Regions from separate parts of the Homo sapiens genome. Here region 2 is linked to region 1. Evidence: chromatin loops called from intact Hi-C (ENCODE). Cell type or tissue: ascending aorta. All regions are shown on one strand.

Region 1 (8,000 bases):
TGTTTTCATCTATCCTGTAGATGAGTGCATTCAAAGTTCTATGTTTACAGAGGTCACCGGGGGATCTCGTTAAAGTGCAGATTCTCATCCAGTAGACTTGGGGCACTACCTGAGATTCTGTATTTATAGTAAATTACCAGGTGATGCCAACAATGCTGGTTCTGGAACTGCGTTTTCAGGAGCAAGCCTGTATTAGGTGTTCTTGATGCCAAACTAGTATCTATTCTCTCCTCCCCCTTTCCTGGTAGCAGAGAAGTCTTTATCTAAGGATCCACTTCCATCCCTATACAGTCCATGTGCTTTGGGGGAAATTAAACACACTCCTAGCGCTCGTGATGGGTACCAATTGCTTTAAGCTAATCAGTCATTCAAGGTGATTTCAATGTCCCAGAACCTGAAACAGTGGCTAATATGTAGTAGGTATTCCATAAATATTTGTTCAATGAATATATGAGTTGATGTGAGCATAAATGTGTGAATTAAGGGCCAGGCGTGGTGGCTTACACCTGTAATCACACAACTTTGGGAGGTCGAGGTGGGCAGATCACTTGACCTCAGGAGTTCGAGACCAACCTGGGCAACATGGTGAAACCTTGTCTCTACAAAAAATACAAAGATTAGCCAGGCATTGTGGCGGGTGACTGTGGTCCCAGCTACTTGGGAGGCCGAGGTGGGAGGATTGCTTGAGTCTGGGAGGTGGAGGTTACTGTGAGCTGAGATCGTACTACTGCACTCCAGCCTGGGTGACAGAGTAAGAACCTGTCTCAAAACAACAACAACAACAACAACAAATATGTCAATTAAACTTACTCGATTTAGGTGAATCTCAGGACACTGGCTGGAATGCTGGTCTAGAAGCCCTCTTTGCCATCAGATGTAACTATTAGAGACTTGATTGTGACTGTCAGCATTTCTACAACCATTGGGAGAGTCAGCCTTAAAAAAAGGCTGACACGGCTGGGCGCAGTGGCTTAACGCCTGTAATCCCAGCACTTTGGGAGGCCAAGGCCGGTGGATCACGAGGTCAGGAGTCCAAGACCAGCCTGGGCAAGATGGTGAAACCCCGTCTCTACTAAAAATACAAAAATTAGCCAGGTGTGGTGGAGGGTGCCTGTAATCCCAGCTACTAGGGAGGCTGAGGCAGAGAATTACTTGAACCCAGGAGGTGGAGGTTGCAGCGAGCCGAGATCATGCCACTGCACTATAGCCTGGGCAACAGAGTAAGACTCCATCTCAAAAAAAAAAAAAAAAGGAAAAAGCTGACATGGCTGGGCGCCGTGGCTCACGCCTGTAATCCCAGCACATTGGGAGGCTGCAGCAGGCGGATCACCTGCGGTAAGGAGTTCGAGACAGCCTGGCTGACATGGCGAAACCCCATCTCTACTAAAAATACAAGAAAAATTAGCCGGGTGTGGTGGCGGGCACCTGTAATCCCATCTACTTGGGAGGCTGAGGCAGGAGAATCACTTGAATCCAGGAGGTGGAGGTTGCAGTGAGCTGAGATAGTGCCATTGCACTCCAGCCTGGGCAACAAGAGCGAAACTCCATCTCAAAAAAAAAAAAAAAAAAAAGAAAAAGAAAAATGCTGACACTAGTGAAGGTAGGACAGAGAGAGAGAAATGGGCCATTGATAGCATCATTAAAACACTGGATTAACTACTCTATGCCCACCCTAACAATTATGTGAAACAATAAATTCCCTTCAATTTTAAAGCCAGTTTTAGTTGGATTTTCTGTTACAACACAAAGAGTCTTAATCAACAATGGGGAAATGACTTATTCCATTCCTAGGCCATCCCACTTTGGTACAATGTGGGTTCCTTCATAGTCACCCTGGTCAGAAAACACCAGGATCAGAAGGCGTTCCAAAATACCCCTTGGTATGAATTTAGAAACAGGCTTTATTGTAGAAACATACAAAGCAAGTGTCAGCAGGCAAAAGAGTCATCTACAATCTCCCAGCCTTTCATGAATCCAAGAAAATGAATCTTTTAGAATATGGCAAGTTATGTTTTAGGGGAAGGACTCTACCTCCTTATTGCTTTCCATGTGGAGAGAGGATCAGAACAACTTATCAGTGGGGATGGAAATAGGTACTGGGGCACCAGGCAGTCTGAGTTATGTGTTAGATGTTCTGAGAAGTTGTCTGGGAAAGCCAGCTTTCCAGTTCTGGAGATTTGAGGACTGTGGAGAGTGGTAGCTCATATGAGTAGGGTGGGAAAGAAACTGCCAGTTCTGTGGGAAGCTAAATTTAGGGCAGCCCACCCCACTGGGAGAAGGGGGGAAGCCCCTGTTCCACTTGGCTTGTCCAAGCCACCCCAAGTGACCTCCCAGAGTCCCTTTTAGACAACTTTGCTTGTCATACACCAAACTAAACCCTTGACCCAGCCAGTTGCTTAAAATCCTTCATCTGCTTCACCACTGCCTTCAGGGTAAAGTCCAAGGAGTTGGTTGTCCGAGAGTCACCATCTGGCCCAACCCAACTATTTGGTCTTTCCGTGTCACCCTCCACCTTATACTGTAAACTCCAACTGTCCTGGATGACCTGCTGTGCTCCAAGCATTTCATGTAACAAAAGCTTTCAGTGTCTGGAAGACTTTTGCACCATGCGTCTTCCTGGAATGTATCTTGCTGAGCACTCTGTCCCCCAAATTTTGTCATGATCAAAGCCTGCTCATCATCTGTTTCAGCTCCACTGTTTCTCTCTCTGGAAAACATTCCCAGATCTTTAATCCCCATACCCTGCATAATTAATCATTGCTTCCTCAGAGTTCCCATGGCACTTGGTTCACACTGCTAGCATGCACTTATCACCTTGTTAAGCAACACATCCACGGCCTCCCCTAGATTACCAGTTTCCTGAGCACAGAGACCTTGTCTTACTTGTCTTTACAGCTTAAGCCGTACTGGGCTGCTCTCCATGGGACTGAGCCTGCTGGCCGCACTGTGGCATCCTGCCCTTTATTCTGTATTAGGGAGCATACCTTACGGCCAAGGCTTACTGAGCAGTTGTACAGGCCTTTCCCTGGTGATAAGAGAATCTGAAGAGGACTAGGTACACCTTGTCAAAATGCTGGAATTTGTATCCAGGTTGGAGAGTGCCTAACACATTTGGGAAGAAACAAAATTGGGGTAAGAAGCAGCCCGATTTTTTAAAATAAGTTCTTAAAGGGTCAGTGGGACCGAATGCCTTGAGGAATAGCTACTGATACAGAAGATGACCTAGTTTGTAAAAAGAACAGCATAATATTTTAAATAAAGGTTTTCCTCCTTTTGACCTTTTTCCAGTATGACTGTATTGCTGTTAACTTTATTACTGAAGCTTAATGCCCACGATACCAGGAAGCACTTCTAGAAACAGCTGTGAATGTGGCCATTCATGGGTTTTGCCCCCACCATCAGGGCATGTGGGGAGGGATTTCTGTTTCCGCTGCCATGGTGCCTGTGTTTTTCCTGTGAGTACTAATGAAAGGCCCTTAAATTAGACCACACAGAGTTAAGGGAAATTGTTTATTCCTTCATTTTCATCATACCAAGGAACTTCAGAGATTTGGATCTATACACTTTGACCTCTAAGGAGTTTTAGAACAAAGGTGTGATGTCCAGAAAGATAAGAATCAGCAGGTCACATGGCTTTTCTGAAGGTTTATTCAGTCATCCCAGGACATCTAAAGGCAGGCAGATGCCAAAGTACACACGGGGCATTGGGTGTGAGCCTGATGAGAGCAGAGACCGGGAGGCCTAATGGAGGGGCTGGCACAGTGACAGTCTTCAGGACTAGTCTGGCCTGTGCAGCAGCTGCACATGTTCCTGGGATCAGAGCCAGCTGGTGGCTCATGGCAGTGGTTTCTGGGTCCTGGCTCCACCCCAAGACAGGCTCGAGCTCCTTAGCCCTGACCTGGCAATAGCTTTGTTCTGGCTTCACACTGAAGTTTGGCTGCTGAGCCAGAAGGTGAAGGCAGAACCTTGCACTGTCACCCATGCCCTCCTTCCAGCCTGATACACGGGCTGCCCCAGGCAGGGCCAGGGACCAGTGGGAAAAACCAGTCCTCCGGGGTGAAACTTCCATCATCCTCAAAACTTTTGTAGTGGTCTTGCCCTCTTTGGGTCTTCTGGGGGCACTTCAGTGTTGCTATCTGTGCATAAGGCCTCAGGTTAAAGTAGATGTCATATGGGATGGAGCAGAAATCTGGCAGGAGATGCCCTGGCTGTAACAATCCAGAAACATTCAGAGATGACTCTGAGACTGGATTTCAAAACTGGCTTTGGTTTTGCAAGAAATGCCACCCCAGATCTGGTTCTCCAAAATACAGTATCAGGAAACCCACAAAATAAGATGGATTTTAATCTCTATTAGAACATTTCCCAAACATTCCAAATAAAACATCACTAGTGACACTATTGGATATTGATGCTTTCAGTCTTTCCTCAAGTGTGGATAAAGCATCTTCAGAACATTTTAGTAGCTTTATTGATTGGAACAGGCAATCTAAGTAAAAGCAAAGTGCTTGCTATGCAAATAAAGCTTCTAGACAAGACTCCAGTCTCCCTCTGGCAGCAGCTTGCCATCCCAAACCCCTCCCATCTGGGACTCTGAAATCTGCTTTTAAAATACAGTCTGTATTTGCATGTCCCAACACCCCCCTCCTTGTTTTAGTCTAATTCTCCCAGGTTGAGAGAAACACAATAAAGGAAATTTTGTTGTTGTTGTTTTCAGTGCTTCCTTTTCACAGACTCTTTTTTTGGAAACCGCAACCTCGGATCCCAGCAGAGCTTCCTGGGGACTTGAAGAACATCAATCAGTTTCGCAGCTGGAGGCCGAGGCTTTCCTCAGGGAAGACTTTTTACATAAAACAGATTGTACTTTGTCCTTGCCAGGGCAGACAAAGATTTAAATTAAATATGCAGAAAGCTCCAGTTGGCTGCCTGCCACAGCCTGGGAGAGGGGGAAGGGAGATTGTGTCCCCACTCTCCTTCCTTTCTCTCTAGTTGTTTCTTTTTCCCATTTCTGTTATTACAGTGATAGGAGCCAGCAGTTAAGAGACTTGGGCTTTAAGCTGGGATTTTCTGTAAATTCACTGTGTGATGTGATACAAGTCACTCAGCCTCTGGGACCTCAGTTTCCTCTTCTACAATGAAGAGTTTGAATGAGATGATCTTTGAAAGTCTTTTCCGTATTTAACCTTCCAAGTTATCTCCAAACTCAGATGCATGCTTTTCCAGCAAATACCCTAAGCCTCATCTATGAGTAATGCATCCTCACTGTTCCTGGGGTGACTGGAAGGACCTGGCCTGTTTTCCCATACACCTCACGGGCCAAGCAGTCACGTTATAAGGGAGGGAGGCCCAGTAAAACATGGTAAGTGGCAACTGACTTTGTATCTCAGTTTTAGGGAGTATAAGAGAATGGTGGGGATTGTGGCAAACTGAAGAGAAAGAGTCTTCCCAAAAAGGGGCATCCTCTACCCAAGTTGACTCAAGTCAGTTGTTGCCACTGGGAATGTGGGTCACTGGGACAGCCAGTTCTTCGTGTGGTGTTTTTTTTTTTTTTTTTTTTTTTTTGAGATGGAGTCTCACTCTTTCTCCCAGGCTAGAGTGCACTGGTGCGATCTCGGCTCACTGCAACCTCCGCCTCCTGGGTTCAAGCTATTCTCCTGCCTCAGTCTCCCAAGTAACTGGTATTATAGGCATGCGCCACCATGCCTGGCTACTTTTTTGCATTTTTAGTAGAGATGGGGTTTCACCATGTTAGCCAGGCTGGTCTCGAAATCCCGACCTCAAGTGATCCACCCACCTCAGCTTCCCAGAGTGCTGGGATTACAGGCATGAGCCACCGTGCCTGGCCCAGTTCTTTTTTATAGTGTGAAAGTGCTAAACTTTTAAATATTGGCAATGAATTAAGAAAAACTCTGTGTGCTTCACAAAATAGATAAATAGATCTGTGGGCTGAATTCATCTTGAAGATTAGTTTGCCAGGTCTTCGTGGACCTTAAGAAGATAAGGTCTTCTCTGTCTCAGAACTGTTGAGAAAACCTATGTGTTTAAAAGTGTGTTGTAAGCTGCAGCAAAGTACTAGAGACATAAAAAGCAGAACCTTAATAGGTTGTTCATCATATTTTTCAATATAGAAATTTTACACTGGAGGGTAGGTTTCAGGAAGATAACTTGATCCCTAATCAACTTCCAAATCAAGTCATGGCTGGGGAGTTAATGATTCTGTTCTTTTGTTCATTAAAAATAATTTATAATTTCTACCTCCATATTAAAAATTGATTTCATGCTATTAGCCTTGTGGGAAAAGCAGGCTATAATATAATATATATTTAAACTTCATATTTCTATATTCTGTGGTAAGTGCAGCCTTTTATGTTATGATTAACATATTAAATGAAAGTATCATTTTAGTATAAAATTGAATATGGAAAATTGATATGAGTAATATACATTTTAGTCAATATTTCTGCCATTTGAATTCACAAGGATATAATGTATATCTTCTACAATACTATAATAATTGCAAAAAAAGTATGCAAAGTACAAAAGCAACATGACAGAAGTTCTATTTTCTTTATACTAAAGTATTAAACCTTATCTGCAGAAAGACAGAAAGAGGAACAGAGAGAGAGAGAATCAAATGAAAGTTGAATTTAGTCTTTTAAAACATACATGGTAGCTGAGCGTGGTGGCTCACACCTGTAATTCCAGCACTTTGGGAGGCCGAGGTGGGCAGATCACAAGGTCAGGAGATCGAGACCATCCTGGCTAACATGGTGAAACCCTGTCTCTTCTAAAAATACAAAAAATTGGCCGGGCGTGGTGGCAGGAGCTTGTAGTCCCAGCTACTTGGGAGGCTGAGGCAGGAGAATGGCTTGAACCCGAGAGGCAGAGCTTGCAGTGAGCCGAGATCCGGCCACTGCACTCCAGCCTGGGCGATAGAGCGAGACTCTGTCTCAAAAACAACAACAACAACAACAACAAATACATAGTAGTAGCTAGATTACTTTTGTTTTTTTAACTGTATAAGAAATACAAATTTTAATTTCGGGAATGTGTATGATATATACTGCAGTTTTTAATTTATTTAAGTGATGTGCAAGTAATAGGCACAGGTGATAATTTAGGAAACAAGATAAAGTGAATCCCATATTGAAATGCCATAATTTCAGAGTAAAATAATGGAAATAGTACTTAAATATAAAGCTTTTGCTTTTACATGGATAGATAACAATTCTGTTTTCAATTTTTTTCATGATCTTAGCAACTTAAGACATAAATATTTCATTTCTTTATCCTTTTTTCTAGAGTTTGTCTCATTTTCTTCCCTTGTATTTAAGCTTTTTATCTTTTTGCCTCATGTATATAGTCTCATAGATTTGATCGATTAATGTATAGTTTCTGATGATGGAGTTTAGAACATGCTGCCTCAACATAGAGCATCTTGGCATTTGAGAAAACAAAAGCAGGAAGGACTCTGACCTTCTCCCTTTCTTCTCCTTTGAAGCAGGTCATAAAAGAATTCTCTGACTTTCCTCTGAAGCAGATCATAGTATTGTCATGTGAGAAGTGTCCACCCTATACCCCGAGGAAAGGAGTATCCTTACCTCTGAAGACACAGAAACACAAAGAATCTAAACAAACAGTTCTTGCTAAGTTCTCCCAGTTTATTCTCAATAGGTCATACCCCCTTTGCCCAATCGTCGTACTTCATGGCTATCCACTTCCTCATCAAACTTAGCATAAAAATACACAGGTTTCCCTTTTCTTTGAGTCTTTCTTTCTGAAGCCTCCTGTGGCATATAAAACTTATATTAAATACATTCATGTGCTTTTCTCTTGTTAATCTGTCTTTTGTAGGTACCTCAGCCATGAAGCTAGCAATAGGTGAGGGAAAGAAATCTTTCCTTTCTAAAACTAACTTATAATTTTAAAACACATTTTATGCTTTTAAGCTTTCACTTTAGAATACGTTGAAGGGCGCATGTATATAGTTTTCCTATGAG
Region 2 (8,000 bases), 600 kb before region 1:
TTCAAGACATTAAGTGAAATGGGATCCATGCCCAGGTTCATAGGACTCTATACTTTTTCAACCACAGTCCACAAAATCTTGCCCAAAACTCCGAGTCAGTCAGATATATTTCAGAATTCAGAATTTACTGATTTTAGAAAGATAATATAGTGCCTATACTCTATATTATAGAACAGGGACTGGGAAAGTATCTCACAATCAAACACATTGATAAATCTTTAATGAATCATGTGAATATTCATAAGTGGGTTAAAGAAGGACCAAAAATAGTCTTGTGACAGTTCAGGATGAGTGTGCCATTAAATGAGTGTATAAAAATTTCACCAGCCTGAGCATCACAGTGAGACTCTATCTCTATAAAAAGTTTAAAAATTAGCTGGGGGTGGTGGTGCATGCCTATAGTCCCAGCTACTCGGGAGACTGAGGTGGGGGGATCACTTGAGCCTGTGAGGTGGAGGCTGCAGTGAGCCATGATTGTGCCACTGTACACCAGCCTGGGCAACAGAGCAAGACCCTGTCTCAAAAAAAATAGAAAAAAACAAAAAGAAAAAGAAAAAAAAACAGGCCAGGTGCGGTGGCTCATACCTGTAATCCCAACACTTTGGGAGGCCAAGGAAGTTATCACTTGAGATCAGGAGTTTGAGACCAGCGGGGCCAACATGGTGAAACCCTGTCTGTACTAAAAATACAAAAGTTAGCTGGACATGGTGGCACAGGGACCTCTAGTCCCAGCTACTTGGTTGGCTAAACACGAGAATTGCTTGAACTTGGGAGGTGAAGATTGCAGTGAGCCCAGATCGCACCACTGCACTCCAGCTTTGTTCTGTCTCAAAAAAAAAACAAAAACAAAACAAAACAAAACAAAAACCTTGAGAGCAAGGTTCTGTCTCAAAAAAAAAAAGAATTTAGTTTTCAGGGTATATTGGATTTTGAAATTATGGATAAATGATAAATGAGTACCTTCTAAGATAATACTGTATGATAGAAGTCAAAAAAATAGAGTTTCAAGAAAAAAGTGGTGTTAAATATTACTGTGAGATGAAGGACAAGAATTGAAGAAAAGTCATTAAACTTGATGATCAAGAGCTTAGTAGAGATATCTTCAGAAGCACCTTGTTTAACTGCATAAAGTAATGGGAACAGAAGTCAGCTCTTAAGGGGTTAAAGAGTAAGACAATCTTCATATCCAGTAAAATTGTTAAAATTAAAAAGACAAAGAATACAAACTATTGACAACCTTTTAAAGCAAGTGGCATTTTAATTCACTGCTGGTGGTAGTGTATTTTGAAAAACTGTTTGGCGATCTCTGCTAAAGCCAAACATATGCATAATCCTTGATGCAGCAATTCTAGCCTATATAAGTGTTTAGCTAAATGCATGCACATGAACTCAGGAAAACATGTACAGGAATGTTCACATCAGCTTTGTTTTGGAGTAGTGGTGGATATTCATTACATTGTAAATCAAATTAACTACAAACAAAAGGTACCATGCATGAACCACTGATGACAATTGGTCATGAACCAAGGATTATAATTTATTCAAATCTGTGCGGTAAGGTTCATAAGAAAAGGGGAAGAATGTAAGTCATTAATGAGAAGGCACCTATCCAAAAAGGGATTAAGCCAGGTGCAGTGGCTCACACCTGTAACCCCAGCACTTTGGGAGGCCAAGGCAGGCAGATTACTTGAGGCCAGGAGTTTGAGACCAGCCTGGCCAACATGGTGAAACCCCTTCTCTACTAAAAATCCAAAAATTAGCCAGGCATGGTGGCACGCACCTGTAATCCCAGCTACTAGGGAGGCTGAGGCAGGAGAATCGCTTGAACCTGGGAGATGGAGGTTGCAGTGAGCTGAGATCTCGCCACTGCACTACAGCCTGGGTGACAGAGCGAGATTCTGTCCCAAAAAAACAACAAAAAAAAAGGATTAATTATTTATACGTTTACAAAGTAAACATCCTGTTAAAGCCAGCCAAGAATATTTGCTCCATGATGATGGAAGAAGTCTAGAGGTTTCTGCAAATTATTTCAATATTGTGACCAAAACTTTTCCAATTGGTCCATTTCTCTCTCTTCTTTTTTTTTTTTTTTTTTTTTTTTTTTTGAGACAGAGTCTCGCTCTCTCGCTCCGTCACCCAAGCTGGAGTGCAGTGGCACGATCTCGGCTCACTGCAAGCTCTGCCTCCCAGGTTCACGCCATTCTTCTGCCTCAGCCTCCTGAGTAGCTGGGACTACAGGCACCCGCCACCACGCCCGGCTAATTTTTTTTGTATTTTTTTAGTAGAGACAGGGTTTCACTGTGTTAGCCAGGATGGTCTCGATCTCCTGACCTCGTGATCCTCCTGCCTTGGCCTCCCAAAGTGCTGGGATTACAGGCATGAGCCACCGCGCCCGGCTCCAATTGGTCCATTTCTCTAATTACTTTGCTCCCTTCCCCAAAACCCTGAACTGGAAAAAAATGAAAAAAAAAAGCCTGTGATATATATGGCAATCATGCTGGGAAAGTCAGAGCCCTGCAGATTTTAGAAATGACAAGGGAGAACTCAGTGTAGAATAACCTGTGTCTAGCCAAAGCTGAAGCCTGGCCAGGCTCCATGTATGTTGTGAAAATTCTTTGGCCACAGTCCTGATGTCCTAACATCTGAGGTTGCATCATTCTTCCCGTAGTTGCTTCTGGACTGAGTGTCAACAGCGTATGATGAAAACATGTCAGGGTAGAGGTAAAAGGTATTTGTCATATTTTCTTTTTCTTCCTTCCTTCCTTCCACAGAAGAGTGGAGAAAATATTTTAAAAGACCACCACAGAAATAAAGAATACAGTGAAAATGAAAGGTAGAAAATTCAATTCATGGTAAAATTCTTATTTTTCCTGTGCTGTTTGGCTTGACCCTTCCCTTTCCTGAAGCCCTCATATGGCTTCCCAAGATGTCAAACACATATCTTCTGTGCTAGTATCATTTAGGAGGGACAGCAGCAGGCAGCATGGAACACAGGAGAAACAAAATAGATTAACAGTGGATTGAAGAATCTTGGCAACTGTGGAAAATACTTTTAAAAGGAGGCTGGAGGCAAATTTCTCTTAGAAAATTTAATAGCAGAGGCCTGGCACGGTAGCTCACACCTGTAATCCCAGCACTTTGGAAGGTCGAGGAAGGCAGATCACTTGAGGTCAGGAGTTTGAGACCAGCCTGGCCAACATGGTGAAACTCCACCTCTTCTAAAAATCCAAAAATTAGATGGGCATGGTGGCAGGCACCTGTAATCCCAGCTACTCAGGGGGCTGAGGCAGGAGAATCGCTTGAACCTGGGAGGCAGAAGTTGCAGTGGGCCGAGATCACACCATTGCACTCCGGCCAGGGGGACAGAGAGAGGCTCTGTCTCAAAAAAATAAAAAGAAAAGGAAAGAAAACTTAAGAGCAGTTGCTGAATTTATGCCTTATGATTTAGATCATTTCTAAGTGTCCTCTCACTGACCTTTACTTAAGGCCATGATACTCTACCATCTTCTAATATCTCATGATTCCCTTGATCCCTTCCCAGTATGTGACCACTCTATTTGAAATAAAGTCCAGATTGACTAGCATTTTCCGTCAAAGGGTCAGAGGAAGAGGTGGAACTGGAAGTTTGAGGTCTGTATAATTGGGGGTAGTGAATACAGTGGATGGAAAGGATTTGATTAGGATGTCTTAGTGTCCTGAAGTGCCTGGAAAGAAAATGTAGGTAAAAGGGATTTCCCTTGTGTCCAACCCAGCATAGATCAACAGGTAAGTTATATATATATATATATATATATATAAATTCGCCAGGCTGGAGTGTGGTGGCACTATCTTGGCTCACTGCAATCTCTGCCACCCGGGTTCAAGCGATTCTCCTGCCTCAGCCTCCTGAGAAGCTGGGACTACAGGCACGTGCCATCACGCCCAGCTAATTTTTGTATTTTTAGTAGAGACAGGGTTTCACCATGTTGGCCAGGATGGTCTTGATCTCTTGACCTTGTGATCCACCTGCCTTGGCCTCCCAAGTGCTGGGATTACAGGTGTGAGCCACAGCACCCAGCTGAAGTTATATTTTATAGATAGAAAAAAGGCAGCACTACTGGTGCACCAGAAGCTGAGTGGTCCAAGGACATTAGGATTCTGGAGGGTTCGCTTCAGCTTCCTTTTTTGAGAAACACTAACTTAGTACAAAGTCGATTGAATCATTGCCTTTCTGCATTTATTTGACTGCCGTTTCCCAAATGTCAGCTTACTGAATAAAAAACTACCCTGAAATTCTGCTTTCCTTGGACTCTCCTCTATTGAACTTGGTTGAATAGAATGCCTGACTCCTGCCTAACTTGGCTTTGTTCACCCTGGCTCAGGCTGAAGCAACTGGACAAGTTGGCTCAGAGTCCGAGGAGTTAGAGCCTGCTGACCTCACAGCTACCCTCCCCCTTCTCACATGGCCAGTTCCTGCCCAGTCTAGTTTGTGAATAGTTCTTGGAAAATACCCTGGAGGAGAATAGAGTCACTAACAATAGCGACTCTCTTTTTAGCCTGAACCTCTTAGTACTCAGGACTGTGAACCTAGGAAAACCAAAAATAACAAATGTAATTGCAGTGGGTTACCCTCTATTTCTATTATTACCAACATCCAGTCATTCTGGTAGATATTTAGCTGCTTGTCGTGGAAAAATAACTGGGTTTATAACCAGACAGAGCTAGATTCAAGACCTAGCTCAGCCATTTATTAATTTTATGACATTGGACAAGTCCCTAATTTGAGCCCGTTAGAATTGAAAGAGGGAATGTACATGTAAGTGCTTGGAAACGTGCAAAGTATTATACAGTACAAAGTCAAACCATTAATATTGGGAAATAGGGATAATTTGAAAGTTTCAGGAAACAGAATAATTTAATTGTTCAAAAAACACTTGAATCAGCCCGAAGCAAAATGGGGCTTACTAGTCAACACCAGTCTTAAAAATAAACAACTAAACTATACTGTAGTTAGTTTCTGTTTAAAGTTAAAGGCAGTCTTCCCTTTTGTTCATGATGAAGTTGGAAATGGGGAAGGACTTATCAGATCCTTTCATATCAGGGAATGACGCAGAAGGATGATGGGCCCTCACACCTATTAAGTACAGGAAAGATGGCCATTGCTTACATGCTGGCTCTGCTGGCAAACTGTTTTTTTTTTTTTTTTCTCTGAAGTTAAGCCCTTGTTTTTGCCACTTAGTATTTTTATTTTATATATAATGAAAGGGGTTGGTTCTTCAGACTTGGGCATATTTTTACCCTATATCACTCTTGTGCATATATAAAAAGGGAAACAGGCCAGGCATGGTGACTCATACCTGTAATCCCAGCACATTGGGAGGCCGAGATGGGCAGATTGCTTGAGCTCAGGAGTTCAAGACCAGCCTAGGCAACATGGCAAAAACCCATCTTTACCAAAAAAGATACAAAAATTAGCCAGGAATGATAGCACAAGCCTGTAGTCCCAGCTACTTGGAGGCTGAGATGGGAGGATCACTTGAGCCCAGGTGGTCGCGTTATCAGTGAGCCAACATTGTGCCATAGCATTCCAGCCTGGGTGACAGAGTGAGACCCTTTTTAAAAAAACAAAACAAAAAAAAAAAGCCCTGGTGCGGTGGCTCACGCCTGTAATCCCAGCACTTTGGGAGGCCAAGGCAGGTGGATCATGAGGTCAAGAGATCGAGACCATCCTGGATAACATGGTGAAACCCCGTCTCTACTAAAAATACAAAAAAAAAAAAAAATTAGCCCAGCGCGGTGGAGGGCGCCTGTAGTCCCAGCTACTCAGGAGGCTGAGGCAGAAGAATAGCGTGAACCCAGGAGGTGGAGCTTGCGGTGAGCCGAGATCGCACCACTGCACTCCAGCCTGGGAGACAGAGCAAGACTCCGTCTCAAAAAAAAAAAAAAAGATACTCCCCCAAGTCCAGATCCCTATGGTAGCTTCCTGCTCTAGTTCTTCTTTAACAGGCTCAGTTTCAAAGATTACCATCTACCTCACTGTTCTCATATCCCGATACAATGATCTCTAGCCCCTGGCTACCCTCTGCTGTCTCCAGAGAGCCCCCAGGTTGCTGCCCTCTATTGTCTTAGACATCATGTCCCTCTCTCTACCAGGTAGTGGGGCCACAGTTCTGTCTTGTAGTAGTGTTGGCTTTGCAGTAGCTTAAGAAAGAGCCTATCCTGCTGGATATCTTACTTGCAGAATCTGAACTAGTTTGTAGAGCAGCTTCCCAATTCCAATGGTGAAATGTCCTAGAATCTTTTATGGTGGGATGGTGCCTGAAGCTCTTGTGAGTGGAGAAGCTGTTGCTGGTGCCTCCTGGGCTGCTTCTGCCCTTGTTCTTTTTGTAATTTATTTATTTACTTTTTAGAGACAGTTTCTGGCTCTGTCACCCAGGCTGGAGTGCAGTGGCCCAATTATAGCTCACCGCACCCTCAAACTCCCGGGTTCAAGCAGTCTTCCCATCTTGGCCTCCCAAAATGCTGGAATTGCAGGTGTGAGCCACCATGCTTAGCCCTTTTTAAAATTTCTAATGGTCTCATGGCTAACGACTGGCAGGAAGATAATTTTCAGATTTACTTATCTTCATTTGTCTTGCTGCTATCTTCACATAACCTCCTGTAATGGAGGATTCTCTAATTTAGAGTTCTATGTTCTGTACCTTCCCCTTGCTTCCTATCTTTCCATCTGGACCTCAGCACTGACCTGGGAAACTCTCTCTCATCCCATTCATTTATGCAGCCTTTATTCTGTTATTATTATTATTTTCAGATCCAGACCTACAGATGCAGCCTTTACTCTATAAGATTGAAAGGAGAGATCTCCCTACTGGCCCTTTTGCTGTTTTCACAACACTCCTGCTAGTGATCTCTACTACTGTAGTCACCACACTCGTTCTGCCTTCTGGGGATCCCTTGGCAGCCCCTGGCCACATGCTAGACATGCTCTCCAAGGATATGCATGAAGCACCCGCACAGCTAATTTAACACCCACTGAGGACGCGCTGGTGGTCCTGCTGTGACCATCCTGGCTCCTTTTCCTCCTGGGCCCTTGCTGGCTGCCCCTGACATTGCTGTGCTATCTGTTCTGGACATGTGGACTTGGATGCAGCCAAGCGCCCAGCACTACTCTGGGGCCTGCTGCTGCCCCTGCTACTCCCAACCCTGCTGTTGTCCCTGTTACTGTCTCTGTGGCAGGCCTTGTAGGTTTTGTGACTACAGAAGAATGCTCTTGGGTGGCTTCACTGGGCAGTCTGCAAACATCATATGTGTGGCAGGTGCACTGGACTCCCTCTCCTACTGCATAATGGAGGTTCATCTTTTTCTCCTGCTCAGCAGAGAAGCTCAGAAAGCAGAAAGTGGGACCAGGACAGTCTGCTCCACTCTCTCCCCATAAATGAGCAAACCAAGGACTTATAACCGGACAGGCTTTTGAGGTAACCAATCCAAGCTTCCACCTGATGCAGGAATCCCTCTCTCTAGCAGGCCTGTCAAATGGTCTGGCTAGTTTTGTTTGAACTATTCCAAAATTAGGGAGGGTACTATTATGGCACCCCAATGAACATCCTCACATACCTTTATTTTCTACCTCTGTGCTAGTATTTCTGTAGAGAAGGTTTCTACAATGGGGATTGCTGAGTCAAGGATATGCACATTTTGCATTTTGATACAGGGAACAGATTGTGCCTGGTTGCACACACATATGTTATAGTGATTTATAAGAAAAAAAAATTCAGAGCATAGCAGTCATGGGAAGACAGATTACAATTCACACAAATGAAAGACTTTCTAATAGTAAAAAAAAAAATCCAATATCAAATATACAAATGTTAGAATTTTAAAATATATCCTACCACAGATTGGTCTGCCTTGATTTGAGTAGTTCAAGGAGAGACTGGATTATCATGATGGTAAAGAGATAATTATAATAATTACAATATTGAGTATGAGATTAGAGCAGCTAATATCCAAGGAATGTCTGA

Evidence for each region. A loop is a pair of places that touch in the nucleus more often than their neighbours do. Peaks named below come from ENCODE experiments on the same cell type or tissue, not always from the same donor. Only the 100,000 strongest peaks of a DNase experiment are listed, where the experiment ranks them.
Region 2: a loop joins it to region 1, with 4 times the contacts of the local background. A loop is called at or near these places in 2 of 110 quality-filtered maps.

The regions. Positions count from the first base shown.
Region 1 is chr10:63,708,666-63,716,665 of GRCh38, forward strand. No RefSeq gene overlaps it. Among named protein-coding and RNA genes, the nearest start is that of REEP3, 190 kb to the left of the region's middle. RefSeq lists an enhancer at 4,611-5,289. In ascending aorta, no CTCF peak of the experiment used is centred here; DNase peaks (open chromatin) are centred at 3,406, 3,756, 4,845, 5,296 and 1 weaker place; H3K27ac peaks cover 5,103 bases.
Region 2 is chr10:63,111,548-63,119,547 of GRCh38, forward strand. No RefSeq gene overlaps it. Among named protein-coding and RNA genes, the nearest start is that of NRBF2, 18 kb to the right of the region's middle. In ascending aorta, no CTCF peak of the experiment used is centred here; DNase peaks (open chromatin) are centred at 2,594, 4,077 and 4,384; H3K27ac peaks cover 2,634 bases.